Regions from separate parts of the Mus musculus genome. Here region 1 is linked to region 2. The links are chromatin contacts, found by POLR2A ChIA-PET in ENCODE. All regions are on one chromosome and are shown on one strand. Each heading gives the region's core, a stretch centred on a gene start or an enhancer-like site at or near the end of the contact. The rest is flanking DNA. Distances are from core to core; before and after follow the strand shown. Region 1 overlaps Stk40 (serine/threonine kinase 40). Region 2 holds the start of Thrap3 (thyroid hormone receptor associated protein 3).

Region 1 (3,405 bases), core at 38-2,537, 71 kb before region 2:
GATGACCAGAAAGCACACATCACATACCGAGGACGGTGTCGGGGAGCTAGCTGCATGCTGGCTGGTTAGGAAGGATGAGCAAAGGTTTGCCAGCCTGAGAACGTGAAAGGACACAATCCTTAGTGTCACACATTGCAGAGGGGAGGGAAGGAAACAGGAAATTCCAGGACTGCTTTCACCCCATCTGGCTAAGTGAGGAGTTAGGGAAGATGAAGGGGCAGGATGTGGGGGTCGGACCTGGCTCAGAGCCCGCCCTGCACCGCCGACTGCGCCTCTTGTATGTTTATTTACTTGTTCAGTGAATTCGTTCACGTCTCTAGTTACCAGAACTCTGCGCTTGCTTCTCATCTGTAGAAGTGGAGTGATTCCACCTTCCTACAAAGAGCAGCCTGAGATACATACAGATGTAAAATTGCCAGGTTGGGGTTGGCCCTTCCTAAGAACACACGAATGTCAATTCTATCAGAACCTGAGGTTCCTGTGAGTGAGAAACAGAAGAATGGGCCGGGAGCTCCTACCTCTCGGATGAGACCAAGGGCCCTCCAATCCTGGCTGGGACTCGAAGAGGAAGGCAGGTGTTAGAGGGTGCTGGCCACCTTGGCAAGTTGTGGAGAGGGTATTGCCTTAGAGAGAATGAGTTTATCATCTGAATGCGAGAGCTTAGGCCTGGTTTCTAACACTTGGAAGCCAGAGGCAAGGGGCATCACAAGCTTGAGTCAGCTTGAGCTATATAAGCAAGAAAGACCCTGTCTTAAAAAAAAGTATTTATGTATATGTGTGTGTGTGTGTGTGTGTGTATACATATATGTATACACACACATAATATATACATATATACATACGTATGTATGTACGTATGAATATGAGTGAGAAAAAGGAAAGCTTGGGTCCTGCCTGTCCTAGGCCTTCTGTGGACATTGCAAAACCCATGTCCCAACCAGCTGGACTAGAGAGCTCAGGCTCTTCATAACAGCTGCTTGTTGGCTTGCCGGCTCTCTAAATGAGCATCCCAGGGGTTGTCATGGAAACACACGGTTGGGTTCCTGGCTGTTAACTACACTAGTGTGCTAGGCTTCTTTCTTCCACTGGTGGTTTTGCTTTCTCCCATCTCCCAGCCCCTGGTTCTACACCTCTGGAGCCCTCAGTATAGCTGTAGCAGGTCTCAAGTATCTTCAGCTTGCAGAGTGCTCACTGCACCTCACTTAGGACAGACAGGCTCCAGCTACCTTCCACTTAAGTACCCAGGCATGCCAGCCCTCTCTCCCCCACCCTGCCAGGTTCTTGTGCTAGCCAGTGGAATGCAGACAAATGGGACGAGAGCCCCAGGGAAGGGAACGGGGAAGCAAGGGCTGAAATGTCTAAAGTCCTCCTTGGGGTTATGTGAGGCTGACTGTGGGTTCCTTCTCCTCCTTCCTCTTGGGTAGGCAAGCTGCATACCAATTCCTAGAAAAGCAGAACACTGTGGTAGCCCAGGGGCCATAGCTGAAGTGTGACTCACCCAAAGCAGGCCTTGCTGACGCACATTGCCCCGCCACCCCTCGATGCTCTTGCTCTCCTTTCAGGACCAACTAACTGGGGGGTCTGGGGCTCCTGGGGAGCTCTTTGCCACTCTCCCAGCGTGGGTGGTGGTAGTGGCAAGGCAGGCCACTATTGCTAAGCTTTAGGAGGTCTCTGGGCTGACCATGGCATTTCCTGTGGGAGAGCCTCCAGAGCCTGTTGTCACTCATGTCAGAGTCGGTCTCCTGTGGGCTCTCCTGGGCATGCTGGCTGGCAGAGAGTGAGAGGCTATTGACAGCTTCCTCTGTCAACCCCATGGAGGGCCATCTTACCTGTTCAGAGCCTGCCCAGTCCTGAGAGTCAGGCTCTGCCATAGTCCCCTTCACAGAAAAGGGCATTGAGTTTCCCAAGACCTTCACCCAGCAAGGAAATGCAGAGACAGGATCAGGCCCGGGCATCTGAGTCTCAGACTCTCTGCCTCTGCTTTGAGCTATCCTCCCAGCACCCTAAGCCTCCTCTGAGGATCCTCTGAGAGACCACAGGATCCATTCGTGGCTACAGTGGCCAGTTCAGACACACAGGGCTGTTCTGTAAAGCTGTGCAGTCCTGTGTGGAGCAGTGGCATAGGAGGCTCAGAGCTGGGGCATTTTGCATCTAGATGTGCAGATGACCCTTGCTGAGACCCTTTGTTTACATTCTAGCCTGCAGGCCACCAACCAGGCTTCTGTAGGACTTCCTGGATAAGAGCTGGTGCCCACACTTCAATGGGAAATGTGGAGGACAGACTGGCTTTTGTTTGCACCAAGCCCTTTGCCAGCAGAATTCCCTGAAGTAGCTGAAGGGCTCTTAGAGCCTCTTGGATGCAGCTCCTGGGGAAATCCATTTGCAGCCATATACCCTGTTCTTGAGCCCACCCTCCACCCTCCCTGGAGACTGTTCTAGAAAGAGGTGCTCAAGGCCCCTCACTGAGTGCCTCACTGCTGATTCTCAGCAGTGGCACTGCAGCTAGGAAGAGACACCCCTCTTCACCGGTGCTCCCACAGGCCTCTTGGCGAGGGCTGTCTTCACCCCCAGCTGCGAGGACCACACCATGAGCTTCCTAGAAAGGTTCCGAGCCAAAAGCCGCCTGCCTGGAGACTTTGGGGGTGAGGGAGGAATTGGTCTTTTTTATTTTTTATTTTTTTAAGGCCAAGGCAGTCTGAAACTCAAGAGATGAGTCGGCCTGGCTAGAACAGAAGGAAAAGTCATTTGGGGGCTGGGCACTTCCTAGGGGGTCTGGGGCCTAACAGGCCTGGGCTTAGTCCTACCTGCCAGTGCTACAATCTGTGTGATCTCGGGCAGGTCCCTTTCCTTCTGGGTCTTAGCTGTCCTATCTGAAAAGTTTTCTTCAGAGGTGGAAACAAACAAACAGTAAGTGGGCATACATGGAAAGCGTGCGCCTGAGTCTCCGCAGAGGGAGTTAGGCTCCCCCAGGCCAGCCCAGAGCCGCCTCCACAGTCACTGGGAGGCACCTCTTGCCTCTGCTCAGCCTCCCTTCTTACACTAAGCGTCCTCCTGGGACACTGGCCCCTGCTTACTAAATGAGTGTTACCCACTCTCCGAGAGCCACATTCCTCCTCTGGTGTTAGTGTCAACCTCCCAGCAGGACCTCTGTTCCAAATGAGGGCCATCAGGAAGCTATATAGTCAGTGACAGGGCAAGGGCTGGTAGTTGTTGGAGATAGGGCTGGGGACATAGTCAGTGAAAGAGCTCTAGTGTGTACAAGTCCTGGCTTTGGCCCCTAGCACTACAGGAAACAAACGAATAGCCACAAAGGTTGTTGGGAATAGATATCACATTGTCTTGTGGTGCCTTTGAAATATGCCTTTTGTACATGATGTGGTGTGGTTGTTAGCCCACAGTGCTCTG
Region 2 (3,685 bases), core at 771-3,270:
TAAGTGTGTTCTGTGTGTGTCTCTCTGTCTCTGTATCTGTCTGTGCCTCTCTCTCTCCCCTCCTCCCACCACCCCACTCCTGAGACAAGTTCTCACTATGTAGTTCTAGCTGGCCTGGAACTCAGAAACCTGCCTACCATTGCCTCGGAGTGTTATGATTAAAGACAAGAACCACCACACCCAGCCATCCAGACATGTAGTAACCTTCAACCAGTTCTTTTTACAAAATGTAATCAAACCAGAGTGGTGGGCTCACCTTTGCGAGGCAGTGGGAGGCTGGAATCTTGGGTCAACCAGAGATACACAGTAAGACCCTGTCTTCAAAAAACAAAACAACACACACAAAAACAAGTTGGGTGTAGGGGCAAAAGCCGCTCTAAGGTAGAGGTAGGAGGCTCAAGAGTTCAAGGCCAGTATCAGCTACATACAGAGTTCAGAGGCCAGCCTGGACCTTGTCTTAGGCAAAACAAAAATTAAAAAAAAAAAAAAAAAAAAAAGCAATCATGCCAAAATAGCTGCATTTGCGCAGGGGCCATTGCTAATCTTCTCTGTATCGTTCCAATTTTAGTATGTGTGCTGCCAAAGCAAGCTCGCTGCATTACTTTTTGATTCACTAAGTACTAATATTAATTCAAGATACACATCTGCAAATTAACTAAAAACTACAAAGACCAACTTTTCTCCACAAGTTTCAAGGCACCAGCCGTCTTTAACATTTATACAGAATAATATATACACCTAAGCTGTCTAAATAATAGGATTGACTACACACGGACAGTATTTCCACAAACAAAACTAGGAAAGATCTGAAAAAAGACAGTTGGATACATGCCTTTCGACTTAGGACCCACAATCGAAAACTCCCATACCCGGTAACAAGGGGTTAACCGTCAGTGAATTTCGTTGAATATTTACACTAAAGGTAGCCAGGGTTGTGCACTGCCATTTTAGAAAAAGAAAAAAAAAAACAAAAAAACTTAAGTACGTTAAAGTAAAAACTGAAATTTAAACGCAAAAGCTGATAAAGCCGTCTTTCTTGGCTCTGTCCTATAACGTCCTTGCCATATTGTTTCTATCCAATTAGCAAGCTCCTCGTTAACATAGGACTCTCACCGATGGCTTCCAACTTCTGGGCCACCAATGTTGCCGCCAACTACCGCCGCCACGCTCCACCCATTAAGAATCACAAGAGCAAAGAAAATAAGAGAAAAGTTGTTTAAGTGTGGGACACAACTGCTTCTCACCAGCAGGGCACACGCCAATCACCGAAGGAACGCAAGTCGGCCTCACTTGCAACCAAAGGAAGAAAGTGGGAACTATTTTTCCGATAGGAAATAAACTTGGAATAGGCCTCTTTTGGCCAAGAGAGGAAGAAAACAAAACAAAAGAACAAACAAGTTTAAAAAAAAAACAAACACAGAAGAAGTACTAACATTTAGTGTGCTAGCAGCCACATGGGCCCTAGAAGACAGAACCAGGCCAATGGAGACTGGTGGGGGAAGGGCGTGCAAGAGTTCCCGGAAAAAAAAAATTCAAATAACGAGGTTCGTAAAACAGGATTTGGGGGGCGGGGGGGAGATGGAGTTGGTGGAAGCCGTCGTTCCCGCACAGTGCACAGAAGTGTGCAAGCTGTTTCAGAGAGAAGGCGGCCGGAGCCCGGAGAACTAGGCCGGAGCGGAGGGAAGCGGAGAAGGGCGGGGAGGGGGAGGAGCCGATGGAGCAGGGCCCGCTCGGAGCAGGCCCGGGCCGAGCGTGGAGGAAGCCGCCGCACGCTAGGCCTAACCCTCGCCGGGGCCCAGCCGGCGCCCAGAAAAGAGGAAAACCCCAACACACAGAGATTAGCTGAGCTGTCCTCACTCCCATCAACTGCGTCCACTCACCTTGACCGGCCGGAGCGACTACAGCTGCAATCTCGCAACGGCACAACCGGCCCGAAGCTCGCCCCCGCCCGCTAGCGCGCCCCGCGTCCCCGCTCTCCGACGACGGCGGCTACCGCCTCGCTCCGCTACCTCCTGGGAAATGTAGTCCTAGGTTTCTCTCTCCTGACTCACCGGACGTCCTCTCGAACTCTATTTCCCACAAGGCAGAGCGAGCGTTGGGCCCGCCGCTTTGCGTCACGCGCCCGAAGATCGGCGGTCACGTGGGCGACTGCGTTGCGCCTCCGTTCCCCCCTCCCCCCGCTCCCGCCTGGGTGGCCTGAGGAAGAGGGAGGGAGGTGGACGGAAGGGGCCCGGGCGTTGCTGACGCCACTGCCCCCACCATTTTGGAGAGGCCTCTCCGGGGGACTGAGGGAGGGCCCGAGCCCCACCCACTCGTCTTCTGCTTACGTCCCCGGAAAGTCTCTAGTTTGGTGGCCATCAGGCCTCTTGGCATTCGTTCTGTGCCTTACCCTTCCCCTGCTTTCTGACCTTGAACAGATCGTTGTATAAAGTGAGGCTCATAATTTGTACCTCACAGAGTTGTTGGGAGGTCCCCGACAAAGGAAGGCACTTGATCACCCGGAACCCAGAAAACGCAACGCAAAATGGAGAAGAGTTGTTTTGATAGTGTGATCTCAGGGGACCCAGAAGTCCGTTGGATCTCGGTCTCTCCTACAGCCACCTCCTGTCCCATTTAATGGCAATAAGAGCCCAAAGAGGTTTTTAGTTTGGGGATTTTTTTCATGGGGAGCGGGGATTCTAGACAGGGTTCTCGGTATACTGAAATACTCTAGGTAGAGCAGGCTGGCCTCAAACTTGGCCCAGAGAAGTTTTTTAAGAACATGGGCCCAGGAAGTATATTAGTACCTGTGGAACCACAAATGTCCTGGAAAGTGAAACCCTGGGATTTGTGTTTTCTCCTTGGTTTTTGTTTTTTGTTTTTTTTTGTTTTTTGTTAACTTTAATTTTTAGAACAGAATCTCCCGTTGTATGCCAAGCTGTCCTGGAAATCACCGGGTAGCACAGGCCGTCCCCTAAACTCAAGGCAGCCTTTTCGTCTCAGCCTCATTCATGACTGCTGAGCTTACAGATGTTAAGTCACTACGAGGCTGTTTCTCACATGGTCACTAAGGTTTTTTAGAGCAGTTTGGTTTTCTCTGCACTTGCTTGCCTTAGTGAATCCTGCACATGTAAGCGTTCAAACGTCACCTTTTCTGTCATGCATTTACGAGCTACTGTACTGCTGTAGCTATTGAAACTGTTCCTGTTCAGATGGAAGGAAGGGTATCCAGGGATTCGGAAGGCCCAGGAACCGCTACGCTCTGAGAGGAAGCCTCTTCAGCAGAGGCATTGCAGCTCGGGAGCCTCAGCCCTGATCTTTCTTCTCTTCTTCTCTTCATGGCTTCTTTTCTTCTTAGCTTCTTCCAATGAGAAAGCCATACCAGGCAGCAAATCTCATAAAGCAGATTTATTGGGAGGGTTTGGGGTACAGAACAAAGACTCGAAGAGTAGTGGCTGTTTCTGCTCCTGGCAAGTGAACGAAGGACAGGGGTTATATATATAGGATTTATTCGGAGGCGGGGCTTTTCAGGGCATGCAGAGATTTCCGGAGTAAGGATTGGTGGGATCTCAAGTCCTGAACTTGGGGAGCTCAGGGATTGGTGGCTTTCCCCCACCCTCTTTCCTGTATTGAGCCCATGGATTAGAACAGGAAGACCTTCCCAGCTGCAGGCGGCTTTGACCTGACGGACACTGGAGACTTGATG

The links. ChIA-PET counts read pairs that join two places held with the same protein, here RNA polymerase II (POLR2A).
Region 1: POLR2A ChIA-PET joins it to region 2 with 16 read pairs in Patski. The contact joins the enhancer-like site here to the promoter of Thrap3 in region 2. POLR2A ChIA-PET finds 5 or more read pairs at or near these places in 4 of 5 experiments (Patski and embryonic stem cell).

What each region holds. Positions count from the first base shown.
Region 1 is chr4:126,130,469-126,133,873 of GRCm38, forward strand. The region is part of intron 6 of Stk40 (serine/threonine kinase 40); the gene reads left to right. Among named protein-coding and RNA genes, the nearest start is that of Eva1b, 16 kb to the right of the region's middle. Within about 2 kb of position 1,288, at least 1 of the 3 ENCODE cell types and tissues checked has a DNase peak (open chromatin) inside an H3K27ac peak, as active enhancers do.
Region 2 is chr4:126,200,690-126,204,374 of GRCm38, forward strand. It overlaps Thrap3 (thyroid hormone receptor associated protein 3), which reads right to left and starts at 2,021. Exons shown (of 12, transcript NM_001356455.1): 1 at 1,881-2,021. It overlaps Gm25323 (a small nuclear RNA gene), which reads right to left and starts at 588; the gene lies at 486-588.